Linked DNA regions of Mus musculus: regions 2, 3 and 4 are each linked to region 1. The links are chromatin loops, found by intact Hi-C in ENCODE. Cell type or tissue: heart. All regions are shown on one strand. Region 1 overlaps Pdzd2 (PDZ domain containing 2). Region 2 has its middle 7.5 kb from the start of Mtmr12. Region 3 overlaps 1700047G03Rik (RIKEN cDNA 1700047G03 gene). Region 4 overlaps Mtmr12 (myotubularin related protein 12).

The links. Peaks named below come from ENCODE experiments on the same cell type or tissue, not always from the same donor. Only the 100,000 strongest peaks of a DNase experiment are listed, where the experiment ranks them.
Region 2: a loop joins it to region 1, with 6 times the contacts of the local background. A loop is called at or near these places in 8 of 42 quality-filtered maps.
Region 3: a loop joins it to region 1, with 2.9 times the contacts of the local background. A loop is called at or near these places in 5 of 42 quality-filtered maps.
Region 4: it touches region 1 in a loop (2.6-fold over the local background); 3 of 42 quality-filtered maps call a loop at or near these places.

What each region holds. Positions count from the first base shown.
Region 1 is chr15:12,372,729-12,377,728 of GRCm38, forward strand. It overlaps Pdzd2 (PDZ domain containing 2), which reads right to left. Exons shown (of 26, transcript NM_001081064.2): 21 at 1-3,652. Among named protein-coding and RNA genes, the nearest start is that of Golph3, 54 kb to the left of the region's middle. In heart, a CTCF peak has its summit at 3,020 (motif pointing left); DNase peaks (open chromatin) are centred at 973, 1,483, 3,013, 3,453 and 1 weaker place; H3K4me3 peaks cover 1,477 bases; H3K27ac peaks cover 1,747 bases; H3K27me3 peaks cover 522 bases.
Region 2 is chr15:12,195,054-12,200,053 of GRCm38, forward strand. It overlaps the pseudogene Gm2581. Among named protein-coding and RNA genes, the nearest start is that of Mtmr12, 7.5 kb to the right of the region's middle. In heart, a CTCF peak has its summit at 1,907 (motif pointing right); a DNase peak (open chromatin) is centred at 1,948; H3K4me3 peaks cover 851 bases; H3K27ac peaks cover 2,017 bases.
Region 3 is chr15:11,970,009-11,975,008 of GRCm38, forward strand. 1700047G03Rik (RIKEN cDNA 1700047G03 gene) reads left to right here. Exons shown (of 3, transcript NR_040447.1): 3 at 1-75. Among named protein-coding and RNA genes, the nearest start is that of 1700047G03Rik, 5.4 kb to the left of the region's middle. In heart, a CTCF peak has its summit at 2,024 (motif pointing right); DNase peaks (open chromatin) are centred at 813 and 2,053.
Region 4 is chr15:12,271,853-12,276,852 of GRCm38, forward strand. It overlaps Mtmr12 (myotubularin related protein 12), which reads left to right. Exons shown (of 16, transcript NM_172958.4): 16 at 1-388. Among named protein-coding and RNA genes, the nearest start is that of Gm52210, 46 kb to the right of the region's middle. In heart, a CTCF peak has its summit at 2,693 (motif pointing right); no DNase peak of the experiment used is centred here.

The DNA of each region.
Region 1 (5,000 bases):
AGCTTGTCCAGGTCTGGCATGCTCAAGGCTCTCAGCTCCTGGAGCTTGGATCGGGACACTGGGGAGGGCTGGGCATGGCGGACAGAGGACTTGTTCCTCTTGATGGGTGAGGCTGGGCTCCCTGTGGAGATGGGAATACCCACGGGGACAAGTGATTTCTTTGGGTCTGGACTGTGGCCCTTGTTATTAGTCTCTGGCGGATTCTGCCTGGAGACAGTCAACGTCACGCTGGACGGGGACTTTGTCATCTGCGGGAGAAGGCTGCTGGCCTCACTCTGGTTCTCGCTGCAGGAACTCAAGCTGCGTCTCAGTGACCTTGCGGTCCCATCACTGGGTCTCCCCGAAGTGATGCTGCCAGATGACCGTCTGTTAACGGGAGGCTTGGAGCTCACGGATAAGAACGGGGATGTGGCAGACTTGGCCGCAGGCCGGTCAGAATTGGCCAGGTTCTCGAAAGACTTGATCCTTTGCTTCACAGAGAAAAACGAGGTAGATTCATGGGGCCAGCTCTGCTCACAGTAGTAGTGTCTCCTGGTGACTTTGAGTTTGTCTGGGATGAGGCCGCTTGCCTCGGGGACCGCACTGACATCCCCCACATCCACTGGTGGTGGGTTCCTAAGTGTTTCCAGTAGAGGTTTCACACTGTACACGCCCTGTTCGTTAGTCACGCCTTTGGCTGACTTCTCAGAGAGACTGCCACTCATTGCAGTGACCTGGGGGTCCTGAGGCGAGTGACTTGGGCTGGGTGGGGAAAGACCTTCTCGTCCAAAATGGCTCGAGAACTGGGCTGGCATGGAATAAGTCCTGGTGGCTGGCCTTGGTGTGAAGTAGGGGGGCTCTTCTCCGGCCAGGCCTACGGGTACGCCATTTTTGGGCACCCCGACTGAGGCTGGCATTTGGCTTGATTTGCCCTGGGAGTAATCTGGCATTTTGGAGGGCAGCTGCGGGGCGGAGGGGGAGGAGGAGGCCAGTCTGGCCATGCTGTAGGACCAACGCATTTCCTGTTCCCCCTGGGAGGCCTGGGAGGGAGGGAAGTGCGGCTGCTTTGGGGACGATTCTGCTGACTGCCTGAGTCGGACCGAACTCTTCTCCTGACAGTTGCTCTGGGTTAAGAACCCGCCCTTTCTGTCACTACCAGGTGGCTTGTCGCCACATGCATTCTTTGGCATTCTTTCAGAAGAAATCTCAATGATTTTTAGCTGGTTTGTCCTTTCCAGAGGATCACTAGCCATTTTTTCGGTTCCTTTCTCACTGATGCCCTGGGGCTGGGCTGCTTCTGTTAACACCAAGTCTACTCGGCTGTGTGTGAACTGCTTGCTCTGTCTGACCCCTGCCAAGGCTATATTGGTCCTCGATGCGGAGGGACTCACTGACCCAGAGTTAGCATGGGGCACCTTGCCCTCTGGTCCATACCTAGGGGGCCTGGAGGTGGCTGGACAGCTTGTGTCAGATTCCAGGTAGACAGCCATGTGGAACCTATTGTTTGCACCTTGCTCAGGGAGAGGCTTGGGGGAGGTCAGGGGAGAAGTAATGGTTCTAATGCTTGTGTCAGATGCGGAGGTCCTCAGCGACCCAGAGGCAGCCAGGGGTGGCTTGCTCTCTGGCACACACTGGGGAGGCTTGGAGGTGTCTCCAGCAGTGTTCTTAGGCTCCTCTTGGTCAGCTATGTGGAGCCTGTGTGACACTGCCTTAGAAAGCATTTTATGGGCAGCCTGGGGTGAAGGCAAGGACTTCCTGTGGTCGGTCCTGCCGCCCTTAGCGGGACTGGCCACAGGTGCCTCCGGACTGGCTTTGCTTTTGCTGTTCAGCCTCTTAAGCTTCGGGCTGCCCTTGGGCTTCTGACAGTTACTTAGTGTTTCCACTGGGCTTTTAGGGGATAGGTCCTTATTTTCTTGACTCTTCTGCCGGGGAGGTGGACTCTTAGGCACAGCCATTCCCTTTCTGTGGCTGGGGTTCACCGTGTTGCCTTTCGAGCCAGGACTCATAGCCAGCATTGAGGGTTGTTCCTTCTCAGATTTGCTCTGCAGATGTGCGCCTTGGCTGTCTTTATTTATGTCTTTAAACCAGGTCATGATAGGCCTCCTGGAGGTCGTTTTTGGTTTCTGTAGCAAGCCGTCCAGGTTGCCGCCCTTGGCAATGTGTAGGTTTGCCAAAACGGCCTCTCCATTCTTAGGGCCCTCGGCCCCCAGGGCATACACACTGCTCATGACATGAGAGGCATCTGCTCCTTTGTCTGGGGTTCCCTCATCCAGCAGGTCCTGTCCCAAACCATTTACCATATCTGGGTTCCTGAGCACAAATGGCGGGTTTCCACAAGGTCTGGTCGTTTGAGAAGGCTGGCTGTCTCCCACGACTGAGCCGGTGCTGCTGACCGCCAAGGTTTCCTCTGCGCACCCGGGCATGTGGCTCCGTGAAGTCTGTACGCCCGCCCAAGTCTCATGCTCCAGAGAGCTTACATCCAGGAAGGAAAATGGCTGGGAAGAGCCCGGGATGCAAGTGTTCGAGGCTCCTGTCATGAAGCAGGCTTTCTCGCAGGCGTCCCCCACCGGCTCCCTCACAGTCTGCTGTACCGAGGGAACTGCGCCGCCTGCAGCCTGGGCAGGAGCTTGGGCAGGCACTGGGGTCTCAGGACAACCACCTGGGGCACAGATTTCTATTTGCTCGTCCTCAGACTCACTGCTACCTTCCTTACGGGAGGACTCATGAGATGGAGGAGCTGGCCAGTTGTTCCTGGCCGCTGCTCGTGGATCTTCAACAAGAGACTCGGGGTCTGAAGACGAGTCTTCAGCATCGCCATACATGGACGAGGGCGAAGGTTCCGAGACGCCGTCTTCGTGGAAACTGCTAAAATTTCTGGAGTAGTTGTTCAGAAAGTTTTTGTTCCCAGCCAACTGTTTGTCAGGATGGACGGAATCCAGAACGGAAGGCTGGAAGGTCCACTGAGGGGGTGGGGGTGAGCCTGTGCCTCCGGTCTTCCCATGGTGGGAACTGCCACCCCCAGCTCCCCCTGGTGGCTGACTCTCAAAAATGTCCTGGTGAGTCCTGCAGTCTGCTCTCTGAGGAGACTGAGAAAGCCACGCCTCCGGGGCTTCCCCAATGAACTTGTCAATGTCTGTCACCGGGCTCTCTGTGCTCCCCGACAGGGTCCCATCAGTAGTCACTGGCACAGAGGGACCGGCGTGTGACAACTTTCCAGATGCTGACGCTGTTTCTTCAAGCAGAGCCCTATCTTTCAAGCTTGTAGGTACGCAGTGTCCTGGAGTTTCCAGGGCCTTGCTGGGACCCGAGGGGTCTCGGCTCCTTTCCTGACCCAGGAGGGAGGGATGAGGGATGGCCGTAGCTCGTGTCTCTCCTATGCTCATGGGGACAGCTGCTCTCCTGGTGCTGGGAGTGCTGTCCCCAGGGCCAGCCCAAGTCCTGCTGGAGTCGGGAAGAGCTGAGGCCTTCTCCCTGGGAGACAGGCTTCTCTGGCTGGCTGGCTTCATTTTAGATACGCCCTGGGACTCAGGCTCCGAGGTCCCGGGAGACACAGGCTGGCTGAGGCTCTCAGGTTGGAGGACTTGCTCGGTGACTGCAGGAGTCTCGCTGGAGTCAGGACGAACTTCCCTGCTCTTCCCTGGGGAAGGGGGATGGTCTGAGGACCCATCCCATCCTGTATAGGGTAGGGGAGAGGAAAGGGAAGTGTAAGCAAACGGGAACCCTCTAGAAGTTCTGCAAACATAAGCCATCTCAATACTGTTTCTCAGAAGTCCACAGCCTGCATCTAGACCTTTGGTTTTTTTCTCTCTCCAATTGTAGAGCGCTCAGATCTAGGAACCACCACCCTGCTTTAATGGCCTTAAAGTAACTGGGACAAGCAGAATGGACATTTAAACTTGCCCATTTCCCTCTTTGTTTGCTTTCAGATAGGAGACACCAGAAATCTTCTGCCTGGGTTTCTTTACCCAAATGTCTCTGCCGTCAGCAGTTCTGGAAAGACAGACACCGTTGGTTGTATTCCTTAGCTTTGGCCTAGACTGGGCAGAGGCTTCGTGTCTTACCTCATTCCAGCATCTATTTATCTGACTATGAGTGACTCGGACTGTACCAAGAAACAGTTCAACCTCCAAACCACAGGGAGGCTTGCTTTTTTTTTTTTTTTTTTTTTTTTGCGCTGCACAGGAGACGGAGCCGACGCTCCAGGTGGGGCCCTTGTTGGTACTGAGCTTCAGCTCGGCTTTGAAGTGACTTGTCCAAACAGGGGATCTGAAAGCCAGTTATTCCAGGAAGCCTTAACGGTAGAGGAAGCTTGAGAGGGGCTCATGAGGGACGGATTGCTCCGAGTGGGGAGGAGAACACCAGGCTGAAAGCACAGAGGCACAAAAGAGCACACAGCTCCGAGAAGCAGGGACCGTTGGAAGGGGGGCAGTTGGGGGGGGCATGGCATGTCACTCAGGGCAGGTGCTGAGAGCCGCTCTGTCCTAGGGTGTCTCCTCAGAAAGCCCAGTAGCATGCACTGCACTCTCTTGGGCTAATATCACTTTGACAAGTGACCCACAAAAGGTCTTCGTATGAGCAGTGTTACCCCAAATGTTAAGTATATGTCCTCAAAGCTTTATAATTATTAATTGGTTTTAAATACAGAGTCTTGGGGCTGGAGAGATGGCTCAGTGGTTAAGAGCACTGACTGCTTTTTCAAAGGTCCCGAGTTCAAATCCCAGCAACTACATGGTGGCTCACAACTATCTGTAATGGGATCTAATGACCTCTTTTGGTGTGTCTGAAGACAGCAACAGTGTACTCATATAAATAAAATAAATCTATTAAAATGTTTTTAAAAAAAGAGAGTGTCTTGAGTATCCCAGGCTAACCTTGAACTCACTATATACCAGAGGGCGACCTTGCGATAACCATTGAGCCATCTTACTGGCCCTGCTCACATGACACTTTGATATTGGGTTTCAGCAAGTTCAGTAAGGCAGGCCATGAACCTGCCACCATCCTATCTTGGCCTCAGGACT
Region 2 (5,000 bases), 180 kb before region 1:
AGTCTTGAATTCTCTTGTCTTGGAATGAGTCGCAAGACATTTAAGTGGGGAGCCACAAGATTGAGTTTTTCTGGTTGCTGTCTTGTGCCAACTCTCCCTCTAGGCACGTGCACGAGAACATGCATGAGACACACACACACACACAAAGAGGGCGGGGCATTGTCTCTGTCACTTTGCCCCCACAGCTTTCCCCACGACAGAGGGGCATTTGAGAGAAGAGTGGGCCTGACCCCAGCACCTCTGTGTGGGAGTTTGTGTGGGCAGCAGAGAATTTGGAAGGGTGGCATGACTCTTTCAGTCACTTGTTTCTGTGTCTTCTGAGTTTTCTCGTGGCTCAAGTGAGCCGAGGAAAGGCTGTCAGGGAAGAGAGCTGCTGCCGGACTCTGCAAAGGAAACAGCCGCACCGCACCTACTTAAGGAAGCAACCGGAGCCAAGAGAGGATGGCTTGCCTCTACCTCAGCATGCTCCAGGCCTGTGGCACTCACAGGAACAGAGGAGAGTGACAGGGACCCCAGTCTCAGCGCAGAGCACCTTCCCTTCTTGGGGACAGACAAGTCCCTAGGTCTCCTCATGATCCATACCAGACCAGCCCTAAGTTTCCATTCAGTGGAGCTGGGAAGATGAAGAAAACATAGAAGTTAAAACTGAACTCACGTTCACTGGCTTTGTTCAGATAGCGCATTGTCTTAAATAGCTTCGGAGGTGGCCCCGACTTTCAGTGCGATTCTGAGAGGGTTGGTTTTTTTATCATGGTTGTTTACCTTTTAAAAAGTAAATTGAGAACTAAAGTATGCCCAGAAGATTTTAAGAAAATATCTCTTACTTGGGCAATGGTAATGAATCCCAGCACTCGGAAGGCAGAGGCACGCTGATCCCTGTGAGTTTGACACCAATCTGGTCTTCAAATCGAGTCCAGGACAGGCAGGGCTACACAAAGAAACACCCTGTCTCGAAAACAGAAAACAACAACAGAAGAAATAAACAATATTTTTTAGATATTCATTTACTCCTGTGTCTGCATGTGAAAAAAGGCTTTGGGAGTCTGTGTGTGTGTGTGTGTGTGTGACTGTCTCTCTGTCTCTCTCTCTCTGTCTCTGCCTCTCTCTCTCTCTCTCTCTCTCTCTCTCTCTCTCTCTCTCTCTCTCTCTCTCTCTCTCTCCCTCCCTCCCTCCCTCTCGTTTTTTTGAGACAGGACTTCTCTGTGTAGCCCTGGCTGTCCTGGAACACCAGGCTGGCCTGAAACTCAGAGATCCGCCTGCCTTTGCCTTCCCAGTGCTGGGCTCCAAGCTGCGTGCCACCACCGCTTGGCGAGGGCTATCCTTTTCTAGTCATCTCTGCTTGTTCCTTTCGTAGGAGGGAGGGTCTATCGTGGAACTCAGGGCCAGGGTTTCTTAGCGGAGTTGGAAGTATCAAGTCCCAGTGATTCTTCTGTCTCCTCTGCCGTGGTCCCTTATGTAGGTCCCAGGACACGACTCCAGTTCTCAGGATTGTGTGCCAAGCGCTCTTGACCTCTGAGCGAGCACTTGAGCTTTTGTCCTCGAGACAAGTTCTCACGTATGCCAGGTGGCCTCACACCTCGAGCTAATCAAGCTTACTCCATCACACCTGCTTTATGAGGTACTGAGAGTCACAGTCGGGACTTTGTGCCGACTGAGCTACATCCCCACACTTTGTGGCACCCCTCTTTGAAAGCTGCATTTGGAGACTGTTAAATTCTGTAATTCCTGGGGGGTGGGGGAAGCTGACCTAGGGTGAGTTTGTACTTCAAATTTCATGTGGTTGTGACACAGCAGATGTGTCTAGAGGAGGTATTGCGGGACAAAGGAAACAGGGTGAGAGCTGGGGTGGACAAAGCGACCTGGTCCAGTCTATTTGGACTTAGCATACTACTTTTTATAAACCCCGGTAGAGGGCGCAGTCTCCTCGTCCTTGAAGCGCCCACAGGTCATTGTTCTGAAGGCATCCCACCGAGTGAGTATTCAAAACACCAAGGATAGAGTTGGAGGTGCTGATCATGAAGCCCAGCAGGGCAGCGAACCGGAAGCTGAAGCAGGACGGTGGTCTGCAAGTTTGAGGCTAGCTAGTCTACATGGTACATTCCAGGCTATCCAGGTCTACATAGCAAGACCGGGTTGAAGAAAAGGAGGGGTGGGGAAGGGAAGGAGAAAGAGAGGAAGGAGGAAGAAAACAGCACAGACCAACCTTGAACTGCTCCTAGCTCACCCCTGAGAGGATGAAAGGACTCGTTCTAGATACTCGGATACTCGGACGGACTTATTCAGGAGGGTAGGTCGAGGCGCTGGCTGTGCAGCTTTGAGGTGCTTAGAAATTCAGAGAGTCTACCTCTTCCCTGGTCTCTAAAGAAGCGGTCAAGAGTTGTTGACTCTAGGAATACATTTATTGGGTCGGATGATTAGGGAACCTATGCCAAGACAGGCAGAGGCAGAAAATGGCACTGTTGTTTATTTGGTTGGTTGATTGGAGGGGGGACACTGTGTCAGGTAATCCAGACTCACTATGTAGCCAAGGGACCTTGACCCGCCTGATTTTCCTACCTAAATCTCCTACGTTAATGAGTACAAGTGTTCACAACAAGGCACTCGTTTTTTTTATTTTAATCCAAGCTATTTGAATTAGTCAATATAAGATGTCCAATATTGTGTGACAGCCACCGTTTCATCTTTTATTGTAAATAGATATTTTTTGCATACAATACATTCTGATTGTGTTTCCCTTCCAAAAACTACCTCCAGATCCTTCCCAACTCCCCAGCCACCCAAATCTACAGTCCGCTTTGCTCTCTCCAGTTAGACAGGGAACAGTGTTCTAAAAAGAAAAAGAAAAGGCTAGAGAAAAAGCTTACAAACATGAATAGGACAAAACAGATGAGTGAACAGAGAAGAAAAAGCCAGAGAAAAACCGCAGGAAACACATTCAGACACAGAGACACCCATGTGCACGCACATAAAAACACAAAATTGGAAGCTATAATAGACATGTAGGGGAATGGGGTGGGGAGCCCAGACAAAGCATTATGAGACAAAAATTAAAACAAAAATACCACTGAATTTGTTCTATGTTGGCCATCTACTGCTGGCATGAGGCCTGCCCTTAAGTGTGGTTTGTATACCCAGTGAAACTGTCATGCTTTTTTTTTTTTTTAAGTTCTTTACGTTTTTACTCTTTGTGCACAAAGACTAGCATGATCGGTTCCACTTGGTAGTCAGTTGAATCCATTCAAGGTCGCTTAGTCCAACTTAATGAAGCCTATGTCCTTCACGTACTGCCGGAAGCACTGGCGGCTCATGTTCAGCCCATATTTGAGAATCAGACCATGGCGGTTAGAGCAGACGCAGCAAGAGCGGGAACCCTGGCCGAACTTCCGTGGGTGATTCCAGTAGAGCTGCTGGTGACCCATCTTGCCTTCAGACACCCAAAGAGGGAAAAAGCTGTTATGCTTTTTGTTTGTTTGTTTTTTTGAGACAGGGTTTCTCTGTATAGCCCTGGCTGTCCTGGAGCTCACTTTGTAGACCAGGCTGGTCTCGAACTCAGAAATCCGCCTGCCTCTGCCTCCCAAGTGCTGGGATTAAAGGCGTGCGCCACCACGCCGGGCTACTGTTATGCTTTTTAAAAGGCATGTTGAAGTAGTACAATAATTTCTTAACTTAGAAAACGGTCCTCAGGGTTCAGAATTTAGAGTTAGAACAAGCTATGTACGAAATAACTCTTCAAAAACGTTTCCCAAATACAGTTTCCCTTTCTAAAAACCACCAGTGCCCTAATCCCCTTTATATCTACCAAAAAGATTCTATTCATATAGGAAGAGATAGGCCAGCAGCACTCTTCGGTTAGCCCACCACTGAAGAGGTGGACGAATCAGGGTTCCAAGTTCAAGGCCAGACTGAACCCCACACATTCACAGCCAGGCTGGGCGCACAATGTGACACTTTCTCAGAGACAGGGTCACACAGACAGCCAGAGTTTGAAGGCGGCTGTCTGACTCATGCATGGTTGCCTTTATCCACCAAACTGCATAGCTGCTACCTAAAATGTTTCCTCATTCTCTTTTTGTGGCTGCAATTTTATGGCTGCATCAAATTAAATGGCTGCCCTGTAATTTACTTGATCTACTCCTATTAGTGAGCATTTATATTTCTAACTCAATGTTACCCACATCCAAAAAAAAAAAAAATGTAGTTAGTGGACAGTTGTGGTGTAATCCCAGAACGTGGGAAGTGGAGGCATGAGGCCAGCCCTCACTCAGACTTGGATTGTTTGAGACCCTGTCTCAAACCAAGAAGAACATAATAAAATCTCAACCAAAAAATTGTAATTAGTTAGCATGCTTCGATGTCATTCGATGTCATTTCAAACATGTGGGATACATTTATTATTATTTATTTAAGACAAATTTTTAGAATTGAATTTTCTGAGACAATTTTTTAAAAGGTGTGTGTGTGTGTGTGTGTGTAGATGTCTGTGTCTGTGCATTTATTTGCATATGTGTATACAGATGCCCATGGAAGCCAAAAGAGGGTGTTGAAGTTCTTGGAGCTGGAGATGTAGGCTATTGTAAGCTGCCCAACACCATCATTGGGGAACCAAACAACAGTCCTCTGCAGGAACAGTATAAGTCTTTAGTTGCTAAGCCAAGTCTTAAACTTGTCAAGACAATTTTAAAAACAGGTTTATTTATTTATGTATATGTGTACTCTGTCACACACTTACACTCCTGCATGCCAGAAGAGGAGATCAAACCTAATAGATGGTTGTGAACCCACAGTGTGGGTGCTGGGAATTGAACTTGGTACCTCTGGAAGGACCGCCAGTGCTCTTAACCACTGAACCATCTCTCCATCCTCCTCCAGACAGTTTTTAATATGACTGTAAAGTTGGCATCTCCCTGCCTCTCACCTTCACACTCACATCCATGGCGGGTCCCCGTGCCCCTCATCCTTGGTGTGGACTTGCCTAGCCGTGTAGCACGCTGGTTAGTGTT
Region 3 (5,000 bases), 400 kb before region 1:
TTAACTGTCATTTCATGCAAATATGTTTATGCATATATATTACTAAACATACAAATACAACCTGTTCTGTCTGCATAATGTTACATGTATATATGCTTTTCAGGGCTGACCACACGGTATTGGATAGCCAGCAGGCGTGCTCTTCCTTCTCTCGGCAACGTAGAGTAGCCTGTAGTTCTTCATGTAGGGTTGGATCTTCTTGGGCCACCCCACCCGACCACCCCAACCTCACCCAAGTTAGCATGTCTATTTGTGTCTTCTGTAACCAGCCCATGTTTAGTCAGTAGGTTGCTGAGAATTCACAAGTGTAGCCCCTGGTGTCCCTAGCTTCATCTTTTCATCACTTATCTTCCTGTATTTTCAATTATTCAGTATTTTCAATTATTTTAAGAGTTCCACACAACATATTTTTCAGTGGCAAATAATATCTAAGAACCAACACAAGTAACGGTTGGGGGTGGCCTGGTGCTGCTGTGCATTCAAATGCTAAATTCTGTACTCCAAGATCTGGCTGCCCCAAGAATTCCCACATATGCCAGCCTTTGTTGGGTAAACCTTGTTCCCCAATTTAAATCTATAGGTTAAATAAAAGTGGTAAATTCCTGGGGAGAGTAGGAGGCGGCAGGGTTTTAGTTACCAGGCAGGGATCACAGGCAGGGACCAAGAGGAGAAGGAGAAAGGGGGCGAGAGAGAGCACAGAGGAGAAAGAAGAAGGGAGAGGAGGAGAGCTCCATTAGACTCGATGGACCAGGAACACGCGCCAGAGTCAAAGGGTCTGCCAGGACAGACAGCTGGAGCAGAAATAGCCTAGAAAGACTCAAACAGCAAGTATCTGGGGAGCAGAGCTGGGGAAGTAGCCAGCCTCGCTAGAGAAGTGTAGTAGGGTGGTTTACCCCGTGACCGCACTAAAGCTAAATGAACGCCACATAATCTGAGTCTCGCTCACTTGAAAATCTAACAGGGATAGAGGACTCCTGCAAAGTTAGAGCTTGAGGAGAGACAAGTGTATTCTGGATAAAAGTTACTCAAGCTGGCTGATCCAAGATTAGAGATGACTTATGAAAATGCATGTAGCCTGACTTGTTCGTTCTACATAAAATTTTAAAATTAATACTCTGTTTGCTAAGGATGCCCTTAAAGTGTTTTCAGCTTGTGCTAAATCTACCCTGTGAGCCAATTTCTTTGCCATGCTTTTTAAAACATACGTTATCCCCATAGGTGGAAACGTCATCAATTTAATTTATAACGGATCTTTTCCCCAGGTTTGCTTTTTTTTTTTTTTTTTTTTTTTTTTTTTTTTGGACAGTCTTCCTCTTGTAGCTCAGGCTAGCCTGGAATTTACTATGTAACCCAGGCTGACCTCAAACTCAAAGTCCCACTGCCTCAGCTTCCTAAATGTCAGGGACTACAGCCATATGCCACCAAACTCAGCTAACTTAGATACATTTTAAAAAGAAACAAGTTCATTTGTTACTGTAAAGCAATATTTATATTTATGGCATTTGTTCAAAATCACATCAGAGCGTTTATAATGAAGATGTGGCCACTACACTCCAACTTTCCCATCCGTTTTATGAACAAATTGGTCAGCTTTTTCCTTGTCTTTTTTTTTTTTTTAAGATTTATTTATTGGTTATATGTAAGTACACTGTAGCTGTCTTCAGACACTCCAGAAGAGGGCGTCAGATCTCAGATTACGGATGGTCGTGAGCCACCATGTGGTTGCTGGGATTTGAACTCCGGACCTTTGGAAGAGCAGTCAGTCGGGTGCTCTTAACCACTGAGCCATCTCACCAGCCCTCCTTGTCTTTTTTTATTGAAGTTATATTAACTGAAGTGTTAAAGTTTGACAGGTTTAATAATAAAAATTATGTCTTTATTTTTTGTTTGTTTGTTTATTTGTTTTTCATCTAATATTTGTTGTGTTCTGTGCTGTGTTTTGTTCTGGTCCCGAGCTGACTGGAAATCATCTATTTCACCAGTTTGACCAGTGTGGTCACCGTTCTATCCCCTTCCTAGCCACCAGGTGGTGCTGCAGGACCGTCTCCCTGTTGCTTGCGTGCTCCTTGAGCTGCGGTAGAGCTGTCTCAAGTGTGACACAGCACGAACTTTCCAGATTTCCTTGCACGGAGCTCTCTTGAGTGTGTGATCCAAAGCCATCAAGAAACTCCCTGTACACAGTATTAATTCATAGCTCACGATACGTCTGGCTTCCTAGGCAGCCATTCATAGGCCACACCTATGTTTAAACATCTATTGGCGCTACAAAAAAAAAAAAAAAAAAAAAAAAAAAGCAAGAAGAGTCCAAATTTTCCAGTCACAAATAGAGAATCGAGTTCTGAAGAGTCCACCTGACGATCAGCAACAGTAGTTCCTCGGCCTGATGCTTTTATAAATCATCAAGACCTTTTTCAACAGACGCTTCCTCAAAGACGTCTGCACCAGACAGGGAGGAGAATGGAACCTGCCAATAGTCAAGTGTGCCACCACCTCCTGCAATAAGGCTTCCAACTGGCGCTTGGGACCAGGAGTCCCATTTCCTGCCTGTATATCTGCCCTGGCCACATTTCAGACTTCCACATTCACTGACTTCCACCTGGTTTGCTCAGGTAATCTTGCAACCAAGCTTGCGGGTTGAACATGGTAGGAACACACTCTGCCAACTGTAACCTTAAAACAAACCCTTTCTTCCTCAAGTTGCTTTTGCCAGAGTGTCTAATCACCTTAAAGGGGAAAGAACTAAGGCACTCCACAGAAATGTACTACATGGGGGGAACTTCCAGACCTGTGTTGGCGAATACTATGGTGTCAGGAGCGAGAGCCCTCAGGGAAGACAAAGATGCTCCGCCAACCCTTCCATTTGGCTACTCGCAAGCTGTATACCTCATCGTAAAGTAGTCATAAATTGAAGCCAGACATAGCAGGGCAAACCTGAACTCTCAGCACTTGGTTGACTGAGCAGGAGGCTTGTGAATGTGAAGTTACTCCGGGCCGCACAACAAATATGTCTCAAAAGAAGAAAAGGCTAGCCCAGGCAGGCATGCCACTAGAACAATCGCTGAGGGCTTGCATCTGGCAGAGAGATTGAGATCGGCCTGGGCTTTTGAACTCTCAAAGCCTACCTCTAGTAACATTATCTCCAGCAAGGCCATGCCTCCCAATCCTTCCCCAAACGCTTCAGTAACTAGACCAAGCATTCAAACCTAGGAGCCCAAGGGGGGCCATTCTCATTCAAACCACTACAGGCGGTTTTGGAAAAGTACTTTACCTCCAAACTCTTTCAGTGGAAACATGGAAGCATACATGTGTGCGTAGATATATCTACAATTTATTTTCAAACAGCAAGACAAAAAACATTGTGAATTAACGAGTGAAGAATATGTTTCCTATAACCATTTGTTCAAATTTCTCATGTACTACAAATGTACTACATGGGGGGGGTGGGGGGGGGTGGGGACGGACTTCCAGACCTGTGTTGGCGAATACTATGGTGTCAGGAGCGGGAGCCCTCAGGGAAGACAAAGATGCTCCGCCAACCCTTCCATTTGGCTACTCGCAAGCTGTATACCTCATCGTAAAGTAGTCATAAATTGAAGCCAGATTGGTTTCCTATAACCATTTGTTCAAATTTCTCATAGGTTTGGAGTTTATGAATGTAAAACCAAGCCCGAAGTAACTGAGGTGGGAAAAAGAGTCCAAGTGTCTAGTACAGTGAAGCGTAAGGGTCAGGGTTTGCCTGTCTTAACAAAGTGCTTGCCTCGCATGCACAGAGCCCCAAGCCCGAGCGGCACATAAACTACTGTGATGATGCACATCTATAAGCCCAGCACCCTGGAAGTGGAGGTGTAAGTCAGAAGTTTAAAGTCCTCCTCTACTACGTACCAAGTTCAAGACCAGACTGAGCCACATGAGACTCTGTCTCAAAAAGACACACAACACTAGTGTAATGGTCACTTTTATTTCCTCAGGTCAAGGAATGAGATGAGAGCTGTGCCCAAGCTGTGTGAAGGCACGGCTTGGGCTGAGCCCGGAGCATTTCTTTCTCTGTTCTAACTATCCCTAAGTCTCGGCATTGAAGCTTCCGGCCTCTGTACAATCTAATCTTCCAAGCTGAGTGATTCCATCCAGCTTCTCTTGGCTTTTGCCTGAATTGCTCTGCTTGGCCTCAAACCAACTTTGGCAATGTTCTAATCTTCTGGCTCCTTCTGTTTTTCACTTATGTCTACCTTGTTCTCTCTGTAATCTGACTCTAAAACTGTCATACATATTCTCTCTCTCTCTCTCCCCCTCTCTCTCTCTCTCTCTCTGCTCTTAAGTAGCCTCTCCTATGCTGTTCCTGTATGAGCTGGGTATATCCTATCTCTGACGCATTCTGTCAAATCCTTCTATGACCTGTCACTTTGTCTGCCCCTCAATTATACAGCACTTTCAAACATGGCTGTTTTCGTCTACAAACCAACCTTACCTTCATTCTTTGGAATTAAAGGTGTGTACTAAGGGCATGTCTGTAGTCCAGCCAGATCACAGACCTCGAAGGTCTTTCGATGTGATCCCTTGCCAGAGCAGCCATGTTGCTGGACTAAAAGTCAGAGGGGCCATCTGTGGTGTTACTTCCTTAGTAGAGGCATTAGGCTCACAAAACTCCCAAGGTTCTTCAGTACAGAATGGAGAAAGCTTAGCATTCCTTCTTTCGTTATCTACAGTAATACCTTAGGTCCCAGTACTGAAGGGACGGCAGCTGCTGGGATATGTCTTGCTAAGGGGAAAAGGGAGGCGTGACAATTGCTCCTGTGGGAGGTTTGAAGTTCCCAGACCAAAAGCTCCCATCTTCCTTCCAACCACAGTCGTCACTTGAACCAGTGTTTGCCCTGACAGCCAAGCCAACCCTGACCCGGTCCACAGCTGCTCTACAACCACTGGGAGAGTAATTCAAAGATGTCATAAATGTTTCTAACTCTTATTTCTATGTGATTATTTTCTCCTTTCCTTACACACCTTTA
Region 4 (5,000 bases), 100 kb before region 1:
TATATTTGAAGCCAGATTTCTATAACTTGGATTTGTGTACAGAACTTCCCGTGGGTTTATATATTGTGTATTTTTATTCAAGATTGAGATGTGGATTATGCTTAACATTAAAAGATACAATAAGACCATTTGTTTAAAACACACTGTGCAAGTTTGGAAGTGTCTGTTAATAATTTACTGTGTATAACACTTGCATTTGTTTATACCTCTATGTTTTTACACTGAAGATAAACTAGCTTTAATTAAATTTTAAAAATTTAAGGGATTAAGCTATTAGACTGAGTCAGCTTCACTGTGCAGTTTATTTTCTGGGTGTTAATGAAAGTTTATACATGTCTCACTGCATTGGAGCTGACTGCAGAGATTAAAGCACAACTTTGAAACAGCGCCATGGTTGGTGTGCACGGTCTGCTCCTAGTTTATCCTCCTCATTCGTTCAGGACTTGATAAACGTGTCCTGGGTTCTGGCAGGCCCCACAGCAGGCAGAGCCCAGGGAAGCACAAAGCTGTGCTTTCCAGGAACCCCCACACCTCCACCCTTTCCTATCCTCTGCGTATATGCATGTATGAACACTCGTGTGGTTGGCTGGTGATAGGCAACCAGCATCCAGACAAATACTCAAAATTCCAAATGATAATAAGATGCTCTGAAGAGGGTTGATGAGATAGATGGCTCAGCAGGTACAGGAACTTGCCACCAAGTCTTAGGGCCCTAGTTCAGTCCCCAGGACCCAACAGAAAGAACTGACCCCTTTAAATTGTCTTGTGACCTCCACACATACCCTCTTGTCTTGTGTCCCCACACAAAGTAAGTAAGTGTGGTTTCTAGCTATCTGAAGACAAGGTAATTGGGTGAGTGAAAGAAAGGGCTTGTGTGTCCTTGAAATGAGCTAGTGCAGCATCTTTGCCCTGAGGGGGGTCGTCTATCATAGATAGATGATGATGTCTCAGTTTGACTTCTTGCTGGAAGGGACCTGAGTTCATAAAGCAGGGAAACCAGCTTTGTTTTTCTTTCCAGATGTGAAAGGTGAGCTTGTCCTGAGCAAATGACCTAGGAGAAGAGTGTTATGTAGTTTGTTTAACACTGAGTTGGAACATGTTGCTCGTTTTGTTCTGGATTGTTTCTTTGACCTATCCCACCTGCAGATCCGGCTTCCCCTGCCTTTGCTGGTCCACACCTGGAACACCCTTCCCAGTCTGGCTAACCCCTCCTGTGTCCAGAAAGCCAGCCTTGCCTGACACTCTCCTGGAATCTTAAATAGGCTCTTGTTGCCACTCAGACTTATTTTGTAAAGACCGACTGACTTTTATATTATATGCATTTGTGTTTGCCTGCATGTGTGTTAGATATGTACCACATGTGTGCCTGTTACCTGCAGACAAAAAGAGGCCATCAGATCATATGAAACAAGTCACAGGTGGTTGTGAAACCACCATGTGAGTGCTGGGAACTAAACCCAGATCCTCTTTGAGAGCAGCAAGTGTCCTTAACCACTGAGCCGTCTCTCCAGCATCTCTCCCTCAGCCCCCTTCCCAGACTTCTTTCTTAGATATTTGTTATATTCTTGAAAGACACAGCTTTCTTATTCCCCCATCTCTCCGTCTTGTGCAATCTGTGGTCTCTCAGTTTCGTTCCTTTCTTGGTTTTGGCCAAGGGTGTGGAAAGCATTTAATGAAGGGATAAAATGGAGTGTTTCCTGTCCAGAAAGGACAATAGGAGATGGTTCCTGTTGAGAGCTAGCCCCGTGCTTCATGCTTCCTCCTGACCTTCCGTGGGACAGACTATAACCTGACTAAAGCCCATTTTCTGAGCTCCTCTGATCCGTAGTCAAAGAGGGGCTGTTCAGGGCAATGGTTACACCGTTATTATGGTCCATATTTACAGCGCCATCCTTGGGGCAGGACAGATTGGAGCCAAGCATCTGGAATCGCGTGCACATGTACACATAGGCAACACTTAAGGGCTTGTGTGTGCCGCCATTTCCTAAGAGGTTTAACTGAAATGGAGGGCACACCCTGAGCCTGGGCAATAGTAGTCCCTGAGCTGGTGGAGCCTAGGCCAAACAAAATGAGAAAGCCAGCTAAGCACCAGCCATCCCTGCTGTCTGACTGCTCACTCGTGTCCAGCCACCTGATGGGCTTGCTGCCATGGAGGACTGTACCTTCAAATTGTGAGCCAAGATAAACCATCCCTCCCCCCCTTTTGGGGGAGGAGGAGGGGAGGTACTTTGTAATAAATAGCATCGAAGACACTAATTCATAGGTCTATCAGGAATCTCCCAGCAACCCTTGCTAAAGGCCATACACCACCCTGAAAAATACTAGGATAGGGAAAGGAGAAGTGTCCTGTTTGCCTGGATTCCCATTTGCCAGAGAAGTATCCTAGTGTTTACCAGTGAAATTGAAAGCCTGACTGGCCTGGGTAATGCAGCCAGTGTTTTGCATACAATTTACATGTATTTAAATATTCAAGAGGAAAGTATCTTGTTCAATTGGTGGTTTAATGCTTTAACAACAGGCATTGGTAGCCTACTTTGTGGTTTAGATTATAGTCTTGTCTTCAGTAATTAAAGAGTATGAAGTGTATAGTTGTGGAAATTATGAGCCTTTTGGCCACTTATAAAAATAAACTTTATAGTCTTACAAAACAAAAAGCTGTTGCCTTTGAGTCCTAAGTGAAGGTATATTCAAAAACCCCTCTTCACAGCCGGGAGATGGCAGCACACAGCTTTGATCCCACCATTTAGGAGGCAGATCTCTTAAGAGTTTGAGGACAGCCTGGTCTAGCGTTCCAGGATAGCCAAGGCTACACAGAAAAACCCTATTTTGAAAACCACCACCACCACCTCCAACAAAAACCAACACCAACACCCCCCCCCCCCCAAAAAAAACCTTCACAGCAGTGTGAGCATCGTGAGTGCAGTGCTTGCTATACCCCAGCAAAACAGGCACAGTGCATGCCTTTCCTGGGTAGGGAAAGAATGCAGGCATGCCACAGCTTACCCCTCAGGAGCCTGATAGATTTTACAATTGTTTGACCAAGAGGGATGAAAGAGCCTGTGCCCAAACTGATCCAGTTTGTAGGTGAATCTGCTGAGGCTTCCAAGAATTCAGGTGAAGACAGGGCTGGATAAGAAAGGACTCAGTAGGGCTGGAGAGATGGCTCAGCCGTTAAGAGCACTGGCTGCTCTTCTGAAGGTCCTGAGTTCAAATCCCAGCAACAACATGGTGGCTCACAACCATCTGCAATGACATCTGATGTCATCTTCTGAAGATAGACAGCTACAGTGTACTTACATATAATAAATAAATAGGCTGGGCGTGGTGGCGCATGCCTTTAATCATCCCAACACTTGGGAGGCAGAGGCAGGCAAATTTCTGAGCTCTAAACCAGGGCAGCCTTGGACAACCTTGACTGGAGTTGGGGGGAGTGGGCAGGTGTTTCATTGTACTTAAATTTACATCAAAACAACAGAACACAGAGGCTTGTGATGTAACTCAGTGGTAGGATACCCCAGCTAGCACTGCAAGGCTCCTGGATTCAATCTCTGGCAAGTGAAAAGAAAGAGAAAAAGGGAAGTGGGAAAAAGTAACCAAGTGGCCATGGCTGTCTGATGGTCCGTGGTTACTTTGTGACAGTTGGAAAACTAAGCCGGGTTAAAGCTTGTGTTATTTGATAGGCATTTCCTTTGTTTCTTTTGAGACAGGGTCTCACTATGAAGCCCTCCCAGACCTGGAACTCACTATGTAGACCAGGCTGGCCTCAAACTCACAGAGATCTCCCTACCTCTGCCTCCGGAGTTCTGGCATTAAAGGCATGTACCACCATGCCTGGCTATAGGTTTTGTATTCGGGAAGTTTCTAATTTAGGAAGAAGTTTAAATCCTCCTAGAAATAATTGGAGACAAAGGAGGGGAAATACATACAGTAGTATATTGGTCATTTAAGGAAGAAGAGATGCCCCAGCCTTACCAAGCTACCTGACCCCAGAAGGATATGATGGAATTCAGAAAAGAGGAAAGTGGTCGATGTGGGTGGTCATTTGGAAGTTGAGGAAGGAATGTTGTCCCCTCCCCCAGCCCCTTTTCTCTATTCTCTTGGTCTCTCGGCTTATCTTCTGCTGTCTAGACTACAGTTCTCAACCTTTTCCTCCTCTGGTCCCCTCTTGTCATGTCCCCATATACTTTCAGTGATTCGTCTTAACATAGTCACATTTTTTGGCTTGATTTCATGTGTGTGTGTGTGTGTGTGTGTGTGTGTGTGTGTGTGTATCCATTCAAACTCTGAATTGCTATTATTCAAGGTAGAAAGCATTTTGTGCATGTGTCAAGGCTGACATTAAAGATGCTGTTTGATCTCAATCCTCATGGACAGAGGAGCCTTTTCTTAAAGTGTTCTTGGTCTCTCATCTGCCCAGTCTCCAACAGAAATTATTTTTAATATAGCAGTCAGATTTCTGGTGAAGAGAGTTCTCCGCTGGCTCTGTTTGGGGGCCCAGCTGCATGACGGATTCTGTTCCCAATGCAGGTTTCTGCACATCTTTGATTTCATAAACAGACTTTGAGAGCTATCTTTTCATATCACCAAGTCAGCCTTTCTTTTTTAGTTTTTTAAAAAAGATTTTTGAAAAACCAAAAAAAAAAAAAAAAAAGCCGGGCGTGGTGGCAATGCCTTTAATTCCAGCACTTGGGAGGCAGAGGCAGGCAGATTTCTGACTTCGAGGCCAGCGGTGTCTACAAAGTGAGTTCCAGGACAGCCAGGGCTACACAGAGAAACCCTGTCTCGAAAAACAAACAAACAAAAAAAAAACAAAAAACAAAAAAAAAAAAACTAAGAAAGATTTATTTTATGTATATGAGTACACTGTCACTCTCTTCAGAACACCAGAAGAAGACATCAGATCCCATTTCAGATGGTTGTGAGCCACCATGCAGATGCTGGGACTTGAACTCAGGACCTCAGGAAGAGCAGATAGTGCTCTTAACAGCTGAGCTATCTCT